2 separate regions of the Mus musculus genome follow, and region 1 is linked to region 2. A link is a contact called in ENCODE Hi-C or POLR2A ChIA-PET data. All regions are on one chromosome and are shown on one strand. Each heading gives the region's core, a stretch centred on a gene start or an enhancer-like site at or near the end of the contact. The rest is flanking DNA. Distances are from core to core; before and after follow the strand shown.

Region 1 (6,195 bases), core at 1,613-4,112, 44 kb before region 2:
CAAATTGTAACACTAACCTGAACCCTAACCACTAAATTTAATACTAACATGTCTTAACGACCAACCAGAAACTCTAAGCCTAACATTGAACCTACTAAACATAAAAAGGCCATTCCAAACCCTAATCCTAACTCTAATCTCTAAAGCAGTCCTTCATCAGAACATAGTCTCCTTTTCTACAGGCACAAGACTATTAAGATTCTGTGTTCAGGCATACATGTAGATGCAATCTCAGGGCGCCATTATCTAGTCTTCCTTAAAACTATGTATTTGGAAGGTGGACTAAGGTAGGGATGGTAATCAAAGATGTCACATGTGGTGATATTAATCTCTCCCAGGTCATAAACACTTAAATAGTTCACATGTACACTCTAGGGAGTGTCATATCAATATTGTGACATTCTGGACACAATTCACTGTGAATTAAACACGCAGTACCTAGTGCCTCCTGTATACTCTGTGCCAGGGATGCAGTAATCTGGCATGGCTGCTGCCCCTTGTAAGCACTGGACAATCCTGAAATGATGGGAAACTTTTGTTAAGTATTTCTACATTACAATAAAAACACAAAGAAATTAATCAAGCTAGCACTTGATTTTGCTTTTAATTAGAGGAAGAGAGAATCCGAGCTGGATCGGTTTGTGCCTGTTGGAGAAAGCCTGGTAGGACCAGCTATTAACGAAGGGAGCCAGGGGATATGAAGGTCATCTTTGCTCACTCTAGCTTCACATTGAGAATACCAGGCTTGGATGCCTGCACTTCCACTCCTCCCAGTACGTAACAAAATCCCATGAGGTAACTAAGTAGTCAACACATGATTACCTATATGTATCAGCCCTGAGACTGCCTCCCCACTAGCTTTCCTCCATATGGCTTGGGACTCAGGGGAATGAAAATGAGGTGGTATTACAAGTAGATAGTAGATTGTGACCACCCAGCAAATCACTTGAAAAGTGAGGAGATGGGATAATTTTTTTAACAGAATATAACATTGTCTTGGAGTTTACCAAGCTTTACCATTCACTGCCTTGTATATTTAGTTTGATTCTCAGGAAAAAAAAAAAATCTAAGAAACAGAGCCAGAAACTGATGTACCCAGTTTACTCTGGGCAACAGAGACCCAGGAAGGGTAATTTTTTTTTTTTTTTTTTTTTTTTTTTTTTTTTTTTTTTTGCTAATCCTAGGATGCAAAAAATAAGGAAGTAAAAGCAAAAGACATATTCCTGAGTGGATGTGGGAGGGATGTATCAGAAAAAGCTTCCTGAAAGTAACCAAGGAGTTGAGCAGAAAATCACAATTGTATACTGAAACAGATAAAGAAAAGGAGATTCTAGGTACCAAACTCTGCAAAGGCTGGTGGACGTCTGAGAAGTTTGCAGGGATACAATGATGATGGCAGTAACTATGACAGCAGTTGGCACTGTGCACCAGTTCATAAAATATGAACTCTGTTCTTAGAGCCAAGATGTCTCCTTACCTGTACATACACACACACACACAGAGAGAGAGAGAGAGAGAGAGAGAGAGAGAGAGAGAGAGAGAGAGAGAGAGTATTCTCAACAAAAAAGAAGATGTGCACACATTTGTGCTTTAGATCTTTCTCTGAGGCAAGGTGGGTGGAAGCTGGACAGGATAAGCTAGTTGTTCAAGAGACAGTGGGGGTAGAAATCAGAGGTGTGTACCGAGATCTCCTACTGCTATTGGGTAAGCATTTGTCCCTCGTGTCTCGACTTCCTCTGTCTGTAAAGACAAAATAATATGTTTGTATCTGTCTGCCTCAGGAATTGCTTGAAAATTAATGGTGCAGAGAGGCCCAACTGGCTACCATGAGTCAAATGACACCCTTGTTCAGTATTCTAGTGGCGTACATTAAATGCTGATATATATAAAATGTATTTTGAAGGTGGGCCTGGAAATAATTATAGTTTGTTAATTATTGTTAATTTTACCACAGCTTTGAGCGGTGGACTTTCTCTAGATTCTAAAAGAGAGTGTCGCTCCTTCATCCTATTAAAGAAGCACAGTTTCTCACAGGCTCCCTTCTCTCGTTATATCATTCAATACAGGGAAAGAAAATAAAAAATTGCCTCTCTTAGAATCAAATTGTACATCTCTCCTAGTGGACTGGCTTACTCTACAATTTTTTTTCTTTTCATTTATCTTACACAAGTACAGGCATATGCATTGTTCAATAGGACTTTTCATATGTGGCACACCATGACAACTGGATTGTGCTGTGCAGGTGATGTAGCAATAGAATTGTTTTAACTAGCCTGTCTTCAGATGCTGCAACATTTTGTTTTTGTAAATACTCATTTATAGTTCTTAAAGCCAAGCAGAAAGCCCAGGGAGAATCCTGGGAAATCAGTGGCTGGGTGACTTCAGGTCTCCCTGCCTCAGCTGCACCATCTCACCTAGAATAGGGTTTACAGACAAAGGCATGTGATCAGGTTTATGTCAGTGAACTGTTTAACTGTGTTATAAGGTGTTCTGGAGCAAGAAGAGAGGGAAGGAACGAAACTGAAGATAGGAGTTGAGAGAAAAAGAAGGTACGGGATTATGGGGTCTGGAATTGTAGGGACGTGAGAGTCGGGAGCTGGGCCTCTGGAGAAACTCCTGAGGTGCACTAGGAAAGGTGGGACGCCCTGGTTCTGAGCTATGAGGAGGGGTGCGGCCAGGTAAGTACTGGTTTCCTCTATGGGGTTTTGGTCAGCAGATGGCAGGAGCAATCTCCCCTGCCTGATTCTATCTCAGGCAGCTCAGGGCTGCCGGCTTCTTCCGCGGGACCTGGGAATAGGGAGCGCCACCCAAATTCCATTGAGTGAGTCACTAGCTAACCAGTCCTACAGGTACAGGAGCTTATAAGAGCTGGAGGGAAAAGCCCGGCAGGAGTCGCCTGCAGTGTCCTACCCAGCCTGATCCTTCAGAATCCCTGCCTCTGGTCTGTAGTTGGAGGTCCATTCTACTCCACCCCACCATGGCGAGGGGCTTGGATCTAGCACCGCTGCTACTGCTACTGCTGGCGATGGCGACCCGCTTTTGCACGGCTCAGAGCAACTGTACATGCCCCACCAACAAGATGACGGTCTGCGACACAAATGGCCCAGGCGGGGTCTGCCAATGTCGGGCAATGGGCTCACAGGTATTGGTCGACTGCTCCACGCTAACTTCCAAGTGCCTGCTGCTCAAGGCGCGCATGAGCGCCCGGAAGAGCGGCCGCAGCCTGGTGATGCCGAGCGAGCACGCGATACTGGACAACGATGGCCTCTACGACCCGGAGTGTGACGACAAGGGCCGCTTCAAGGCGCGCCAGTGCAACCAGACCTCGGTGTGCTGGTGCGTAAACTCGGTGGGCGTGCGCCGCACGGACAAGGGAGACCAAAGCCTGCGCTGCGACGAAGTGGTGCGAACCCACCACATCCTCATTGAGTTGCGCCACCGCCCGACCGACCGAGCCTTCAACCACTCTGACCTAGACTCCGAGCTGCGGCGGCTCTTCCAAGAACGCTACAAGCTGCACCCCAGCTTCCTATCCGCGGTACACTATGAGGAGCCCACCATTCAGATAGAGCTTCGGCAGAACGCGTCGCAGAAGGGCTTGAGAGACGTGGACATCGCTGATGCCGCCTACTACTTCGAAAGGGACATTAAAGGCGAGTCACTGTTCATGGGCCGCCGCGGCCTGGACGTGCAGGTGCGTGGGGAACCCCTGCATGTGGAGCGGACGCTCATCTACTACCTGGACGAGAAGCCCCCCCAGTTCTCCATGAAGCGCCTCACCGCCGGCGTCATTGCCGTCATCGCTGTCGTCTCGGTAGCGGTAGTGGCTGGTGTGGTGGTCTTGGTGGTCACCAAACGGAGGAAGTCGGGCAAATACAAAAAGGTGGAGCTTAAGGAGCTGGGGGAGATGAGAAGCGAACCTAGCTTGTAGGTTTCCTGTAGGATGCCCCGACTTCCTCGGCACCTCAGACCAGATGGGTTGGCCTGTTAATTCTCAGTCAGGAGGTAATTTTCCTCCCAGCTTTGACCTCTTCCTTCTCTCTCCACAAACAAGTTCTCTAGATGCTGAGCTCAGGTCACCTCCCTCGCCCTTGGTTTTTTAAGGACGCATTTCTGAAATTCCTTGTCTAGTCACTGGAAACCTGACCGGGAGAGTTAAGCAAAGGCTAGATAGCTTGGTTAAGAAGCTAGTGCCAGGCAGCCCACTTGTTTCCCAGCGACTTGAATCTACCCAAAGACTTAAACGGTTTGAAATGGGAAAGCGGCGATTTGGCTATCCGGGTTGTTGGTGACCCATTCGCTCCCTGCCTCCCAACCTTCAGGAAAGGAAGAGCAGTTCACTCACTAATTGATCCTGCGCAGTGTTCATCTGCCATCGTTTGTATAAGAAAAGGCATTTCCAACGTCTGAAGTCATTTTCAATGTCTTTGTTGGACTGCATCTATTTTTCTGCTTGTCCTTGATGTAGCTGATCCTAGAGAGTTCTCTTTTGTAAAATGTTTGTACAGATGTGTCTTTGATAATGCTGCTGTTTTTTAAAACAACAACTCGAGTTTAATAAAATATGGGAAAGGCACACCTAAAAAGATAGGCTGTGTGAAAAATCCCTCCAGATTTATATCATTTTATTGTTCTCCTTTGTCTAATGCTTGAATTTTATATTTTAAATTCTAATGCTTCCTTCCTTGTGAAATCCTAACATTTACTGTTGATACTCTGGTGTTTCCTAGAGACTGGGCTAGTGTGCTTGCCTCGCATCTGACCCGGCCCTCGGTCCCATCCTCAGCAGTGGGTAGAGGGAAAAATGTAAACTTTGAGGTTGCTGTTCCTTTGAAGGAAGTTGCTAAAACTAACCGCCTTCAGATCTGAACAGGAGTGGGAGATGGACGCAGCCTTTGCCTGCTTATTAACAGGCACACCTTCCTTTGTGGGTTTTAAACCACGTGAAGGCGCAAAGCCCACCCCCACCCCCCACCCCCAGCAGTCCTAGGATATAAATGACTGGGCAACTTCAGGTCTCTGAGACTCATCTTCTGAAGAGTAGGAATGAGAGTCTGCTTTTCTTTTGTGAGGGCACACACTTTCTGGCGACAGATTGTATAAAGGCTTGCTATTGGGAGTTGGAGGAAGGGGGGAGGCAAAAGGGAGGAAAAACCTAAAGGTAGAAGTTGGGAGAATGAGAGAAGCATGGGAGAATGAGGTGGGGTAGCAGCTCTGGATACTTTCCTGAAATTCTAACATTTACTGCTAGTTCTCCAGTGTTTCCCAAGAGGTGAGAGGTGTAGTTGCCTAGCAATGGAAGCCGCGAGAGGTGGAGCCTAGGCGGGCAGGCGAGTATCGGTTTCCTCTCCTGGCTTTCGTTAGCCCAGAGGCGGGTGCAGTTTGATGTTATCGCACCGGGTGGGAGGCGGGGGCGGTACTCCACAGAGAGGGATGGCCACCCAAATTCCTTTGGGTGAGCTGCTGGAACCAGTCAGTCTGGTCTGGCAGAGAGTAAGGGCTAAAGGGAGCGGCCCAGCCACCGCAGTGTCCCAACACCTAGCCTGAGCCTGCTGTATCCCACGTCTGCACGGATCCCTCTGAGGCTAGGGCCCGGGTTCACTCTAGGACAGCGGATGCTAAATGTGATGCGTCGCTTCGCCTCCGCGCAGGACAGCGACACTTGCTCTGCCAACTAGATGGCAGACATGGGGGTTCCGCTTTGGTTTGGTACCCTATTTCTCCAGGCTAACCTCCACATTCTGCTCAAGTGCGCGACCAATCGAGGCTCCATTTCATAAGTGTTTTCTCGTAAGAGTCCTACTGTGATGTAGGAGGTGCTAGTCTCATTTAGCTGTTGGGCAATATTAATCTTGGTGGTGAGACTGTTAAGCAACTTCCCTAAACCCATATTTATGAGCACATCGGTCTTCTTGCCATTGGCTGTACAAGCCACTCACCAATTACATCAAGCTTAAAGCTTCCTGTTCCCTCACTTTTGCAAAGTCAAGTGTGCTGTTGTGGAACACTAACAAGTCATTACAATAGCTGGGAAGCTGATCTTCCACAATAATCTAGAGGCAAGGCTTTAGTTTCTCCCCCACAAAAATGCATCTCACGTCACACCTCTATGACAACCCAAATTGAGCCTCAGCCTAAAGTACCTTGCAGGTTAAGGGATGGCTGCCCTCAGCTGCCCATCTTCTGAACCTGGTG
Region 2 (6,218 bases), core at 2,230-4,729:
TAGAGATTGTTCTTCTGGTGATTCTGTTACCGTCTATCAGCAGACCTGGGAGACAGATTCTCTCCTCTGAGTTTCAGTGCTCAGAGCACTCTCTGCTGGCAAGCTCTCTTACAGGGAAGGTGCGCAGATATCTTGTATTTGGACCTCCTCCTGGCCGAAGAAGAAGGCCCAAAACAGGACCTTTCTCAGACACTGTGTTGCTTTGGCAGTTCCCAGGTGGTACAGACTCTCACCTAAGCAGACTAAATTCCTAAGTTCCTTGGAGTCCCGGGACCAAGATGGCGACCGCTGCTGCTGTGGCTTAGGCCGCCTCCCCAGCCGGGCGGGCACCTGTCCTCTGGTCCGGAAGGTGGCCGGCTGTCCCCGGCCCACACAGGGTGCTGCCTCAGCGCCTCTGTGCTTCTGCCTGTTCCAGAAGCTGTCAGGTTCTCTGGCGCACCCTCTCACCTGTTCAGACTAATTTCCTAAGTTCGGCGGGTCCCGGACCAAGATGGCGACCGCTGCTGCTGTGGCTTAGGCCGCCTCCCCAGCCGGGTGGGCACCTGTCCTGTGGTCCGGAAGGTGGCCGGCTGTCCCCGGCCCACGCAGGGTGCTGCCTCAGCGCCTCTGTGCTTCCGCCTGTTCCAGAAGCTGTCAGGTTCTCTGGCGCACCCTCTCACCTGTTCAGACTAATTTCCTAAGTTCGGCGGGTCCCGGACCAAGATCCTTCCTGTGGTTCTTAGCTTGGCTATTTATTCCAGATATCTAGGAGGCTTTGGTAAAAGGTCTCAATATCCACATTTTATCCACAGAAATCACAATTTCATTGCCTAAAGTGAGTCTGAGCACAGCAATGTTTTAAGTGCACACACTATGCGGATCCTAAGTACCGAACATGGGTCTGCTGGAAGAGCAGCAAGCACTACTAACAACTAAACCACATTTCCAGACACAAGCTTTCTTTTGCTTCTGAGACAGAGTCTTGTTCAATTTCCCACACTATTTTTAAACATTTTATAACCCAACTGTCCTTGAAGTAGAGATTCTCAGCCTCCCATTGAGATTTAAAGTATTTTTTCTTTTTTTTATTATGAGTAAAATAATTCATAAAAAAGGAAAAAAAATAAAAATATGATTTTATTTGGAAATATCCAAAAATATTCAAAGCAAATGTTAAGTAACTTTTCTTAATAAATATAATTATACATATCCAAAAAAAAAAAGAGCTACAAATGGATCAGAGTCATGGCGAGCATTTAACCTACTAAGCCATCTCCCCAGCTCTAAACTGATGATTCTTGAACGTGACTGTTTTTCCTTGTAGGGGAGGAATTTCTTATTTTCTTTTGGATGATAGGAGTGTATGTTTCGCTCTCATTCCAGTGACTACTTCTGAGGGGAAGCAGCCAGGCAACATTATTACATCACACCTAGTCAGAGCTCTGACATAAGGGAAAGCTATTACTTGGGGGCTTACTTAGAGTTTGAGAGAGTTAGATCATTACGACTGGAAGCAAGCAATCAAACAGACACAGTGCTGGAGCAGTAGTTGAGAGCTCCATTGAGTCAATAAGTTGGAGGCAGGGACATCAAGATTGTTCCTGTTCTCTGGTCTAGCTTTTGAACCCTTAAAGCTCACCCCTAGTGGCACACCTTCCCTCAGGACACACCTTCTAACCCTTCCAAGACAGTCCACCAACTAGAAGCCAAGCATCCAAGTTCATGAGTCCAAGGGGCCATTCTCATTCAATCCACCACATGAACTGTCTTAGTCAGGGATTCTATTCCTGCACAAACATTATGCCCAAGAAGCAAGTTGGGGAGGAAAGGGTTTATTCCATACTTCTGTTCATCTCCAAGGGGAGTCAGGACTGGAACTCAAGCAGGTCAGGAAGCAGGAGCTGATGCAGAGGCCATGGAGGGATGTTACTTACTGGCTTGCTTCCCCTGGCTTGCTCAGCTTGCAGAATCCAGACTACCAGCCCAGGGATGGCACCACCCACAATGGGCCCTCCCTGCTTGATCACTAGTTAAGAAAATGCCTTACAGCTGTATCTCATGGAGGCATTTCCTCAGCTGAAGTTCCTTTCTCTGTGGTAACTCCATCCTGTGTCAAGCTGACACACAAAACCAGCCAGTACAGGAACCACAAGGAAAAACGTGAAGGGATGAACATGAAGCAGTCACTCTGCCACTTACAGGAAGCTGCAAAGCTGGCTTCCCTGCTCCACTTTTCCTTTCCTCCAAATCCAGGCCTGTCTTCCCTGTCTCCTCTTGGCATTTGTTGGCAATCTTCAGGATTTACAGGGCCGTAAGATCTGTCCCCTCTACCTTTGTAAGATGCCCCTTGCCCTGGCTTAGGCTCCTTTTTATGTCTTTGGCTGGAGGTACATATATAGCTTCCCTCCATTCTCATTTCTCACAATTTCACAAGCTAAAATTTGTTGTTCTTTCACTCACCATTCGCCCTCAAGAACGAGGGGGAAGATTGACACAGAGAACCTTCCACTTCTGGATGGGGAAGCACGGTGTCTGTGTTAAGCCTCAACAAGCTTCTGAGTATAGGGTTGGGAAATGAGGCTGACAGGAGAGAGTGGTGCTACTGCCTCCTTAGTTACCTCGGGTTAACCATGACCTCCAGAGACGCTGGATGGAGTAGAGGGTTTCTCTCCAATGCTCCTCTTGCACTCCTTATTCTCCCCAACTCCAGTGTATGTTGCAGGTACAAAAATCAACTGCTTCATAGACTGACATTTTCTTTTTAAAGATGTTTTCGTTTTGCTACCAGGTCTCACTATGTAGCTCTACCTAGGTGACTTAGTTAAAGTTTCATTGATGTGAAGAGACACCATGACTACGACAACTCTTAGAGAGAACAACATTTAATTAGACTGGCTTACAGTTTCAATGATTCAGTCCATTATCATCATGGCGGGAAGCATGGCAGCCTTCAGGCAGACATGGTGATGGAGGAACTGAGAGGTCTAAATCCTGATCCGAAGGCAGCTAGGAAGAGACTCTGTTCTGCTCTGGGTGAAGCTTGGACACCAAGAGTCCTTAAAACCCACCTGCACAGTGACACACTTCCTCCAATAAGGTCACACCCATTCCAACAAGACCACACCTCCTAATAATGCCACTTCCCATGAGCCAAGCATATTCAAACCACCACCTGGCCTAGAGCTCCCATAGACCAGGTTGACCTTGAACTCAAAGATCTGCTTACCTCTGTCTCCTATGTGCAGGAATTAAAATGTGCATGACCACCATTGACCTGTTTGACTTCTTGCAGAAGACTCTGTTTTCAATTAAGGCAAGGAAAAAAACACTGACAAGGCAGCTCACTTTCAGTAATCTGGGTTTTTCCAAATAGTGACATGACAACTAGTCATTATGAAATGGACACGAGTTCCTCTTCAAGAAATGAAAATGTAGGTCAGGGCTCTGCTGACATTTCCATTTGCCTCATAGGTAAAAGCCTGAAGCAAATGCTAACAGTCAGGCAGTGGGAAAGAAGACAGCACAGCCAGGAGGGCAGCGGCTTGATTCTGAAGAGAGAAAGTAATGCAAACAAATGAAAAGAGAGGTAAGGAGACCCTAATTCCTGAGATACATAGAGGCAGCTGTGCTTTTCTTCGGAAAGAAGCAGGACAAATTGCTTTCTTTTATGATTTCTGTGATTCTTTCTTATAATGCTACTGATGAACGGCAAGTCTCTCGTACTGCCAATTGCACCTCTTTTGATGCTCACCTCTCTGGTGAGCAGTTAATGTCTGGTGGGGCAATTCTACAGCTTGTGCTGCCTCTTAGAGGAAGATTCATTATCAGAAATTAAGAAAGGGTTCCCCATATTCATAAGCTACAAAAGTGTAATTGTGTGGTTTATGCTGTTTGATGAGCCATAACTTATGTTTTGAAGTTCTTTAATATGAAAACTTGAGCTTAACTAAGTTGACCAAAACAATAATAATAACTATTATTGAACAACTGACTTATTCTACAACTAAACTGATGAGTGGAGAGCAAGTCTCCTGGTGCAAGCTTGGTACAGTGTCTTCCTGTATTTCCATCACAGGTCTCTTCTGAGCCCTAGAGATGAAAGGATTCCCCCGTAGGTTTGACTTTTCATAGTACATGTCTTTGCCTAATTCTAGTTTCTACCCATTTATCTTTAGGAATTCTGAAATTTTCTGCTTTTCCCAACTTTTGTCCATCAAAGACTGGTCTTCCAGACCATGATAGATATGAACCAGTCAGACATTAACTGTTGATTATCAGGAGTTACAGCAGAGAGAGAGTAGCTGCCTGATGAAGGACAATAGAACAGGAGGAACTACATTTTAACAAGTATCTAGTGATCTCCGAGAATAATCTGCGGTGATGCTGGAAGGCTGACATTCCACCCTGATGCTCTGCTCAACTGCCTTTTGATGAGTCTCCTTACAGAATGTGACCTCTATCTGCCCTGTTTCTGTTATTTTGAATGCAAGGATTCCATTAAATTTAATAATTATGAGCAATGTAATGCTCATTATCTCTGTAAAATGTTACAATATAAATATAAACATTTTTCATCTTTCTCCAGAGAGAAATGAGAGGCTTCTACTACATTTGGGACATGAGTCACCTCACACTTCAGCTGCATGTGGTGATAGCCCTTTATGTGCTCTTCAGATGGTGTCACGGAGGTAGAGTATTTTGTGTATCTATCTATATTTTCATTTAACAAATAGAACAATGAATGATTATCATTTTCAAGCACTTATGTCAGAATATCTGGAAAATGCAAAAGTTATTAGAGAAAAATTAATATGGGATGGAACAAACTAAAAATAATCCAACTTCCTTTCAAATGCAGGTTGCTCTTTTTTTTTTTTTTTTAACCCCAGATACCCAAGCGGGCACTCTTCTGTCATACATAAATCTTTCAACATAGGAGGCTGTCTTGAGTTGACATGTTCTATTTTATGATTGGCATAACTGTTATATAACTCAGCCAAAGCTTGCGTTTACTTATGCAGCTCTGTGAACTACTTACCGATGATTACTCTACAGCAAGCTTTTAGTCCCTGTTAAACACTATTATTTTACTGTTGTTATTTCTGTCTTATAATTAATACAAACATTCAGTAAAACAAGTTCTTTGAGACTGCAGAAATTTAAGCAAGGGTATGGTTGACATCTTGGAGTTTCTGTTGGGAGCAGCTGTCTCCTGGGCAAGAACACAGATAACAGGAGGCAGATAATACCAACACAGAATTCTGAAGAGTCAGTGACATTTTTCAGACTAGGTGATCCAAAATAGTGACAAACTTGTTTGCTCCTCTCTCTCTCTCTCTCTCTCTCTCTCTCTCTCTCTCTCTCTCTCTCTCTCTCTCTCTCTCTCTCTTGCTGCTGCTGTTGCTGTTGAATGTGAAATGCTTCATAAATTTGTAAGTCATTCTTGCTTGTGACCATACTGACATACTGACTATATTGCTCATCTCTAGGCAGGGACACAATTATGTTGGAGCTATAGATCTAGATATACAACCTTTCAGCAAGATAACTGAACACTTCAGAGTCAGATTAGCAGCTTTCCCACAAGGTTTAGACAAAAAGATGACAGATGCTTGACTGATTATACATCCAAATGATGAGTACACATGATATTAGACAGTGTCTAGACTGTGATAGGACATGGTACCTAAACTGTGATAGGACATAGTGTTAGAGAATGTCTAGACTGTGATAAGACATGGCATTAGACAGTGTCTAGAACTATTGTCCATTCTACTCTGACAATTTTAATAGAATACAGGTGACATATGTCCAAGGTGACATACATCCTGTTTCACTAGGACGGTGTTATTACATTTCAATAGCTTTAGCAGCCAAGTGCAGAGGCACACATCTTAATCCTGACACTCAAGGGGCTGAGACAGGAAAACTGCTGCAAGTTTGAGGCCCAAGTGAGCTACAGTGTGAGTTCAAGGACAGCCTACTACACATAGCAAAATTAGTCTACCAGAAAATTAATCATTAAATAAACAAAAAGTTTTACAAGTACTTTTTCAAAGTGTACTACACACTTCTACAATGAGTTTAACATTTCTAACCAATTTAATAATTAAGAAATTCAATGAGCTGGGCAAGGTACCTCACATCTATATTATCATCATGCAGGAGACTGAGGCACGTGAATGGAAGTGAATTCAAAGCCAGCATAGGCTGCAAAGTGAGAACCTCTCTAAAAAAAG

What was found. Hi-C counts contacts between places; a loop is a spot of excess contacts on that map. ChIA-PET counts read pairs that join two places held with the same protein, here RNA polymerase II (POLR2A).
Region 1: a loop to region 2 is called in a map of T-helper 17 cell, with 2.5 times the contacts of the local background. The contact joins the promoter of Tacstd2 here to the promoter of Il23r in region 2. A Hi-C loop is called at or near these places in 1 of 37 maps with a recorded cell type or tissue (T-helper 17 cell). POLR2A ChIA-PET finds 5 or more read pairs at or near these places in 2 of 5 experiments (Patski and embryonic stem cell).

The regions. Positions count from the first base shown.
Region 1 is chr6:67,532,489-67,538,683 of GRCm38, reverse strand. Tacstd2 (tumor-associated calcium signal transducer 2) reads left to right here and starts at 2,862. Exons shown (of 1, transcript NM_020047.3): 1 at 2,862-4,625. The coding sequence starts at 2,978. The coding sequence ends at 3,931.
Region 2 is chr6:67,489,116-67,495,333 of GRCm38, reverse strand. Il23r (interleukin 23 receptor) reads left to right here and starts at 3,479. Exons shown (of 11, transcript NM_144548.1): 1 at 3,479-3,565; 2 at 4,565-4,667. The coding sequence starts at 3,554.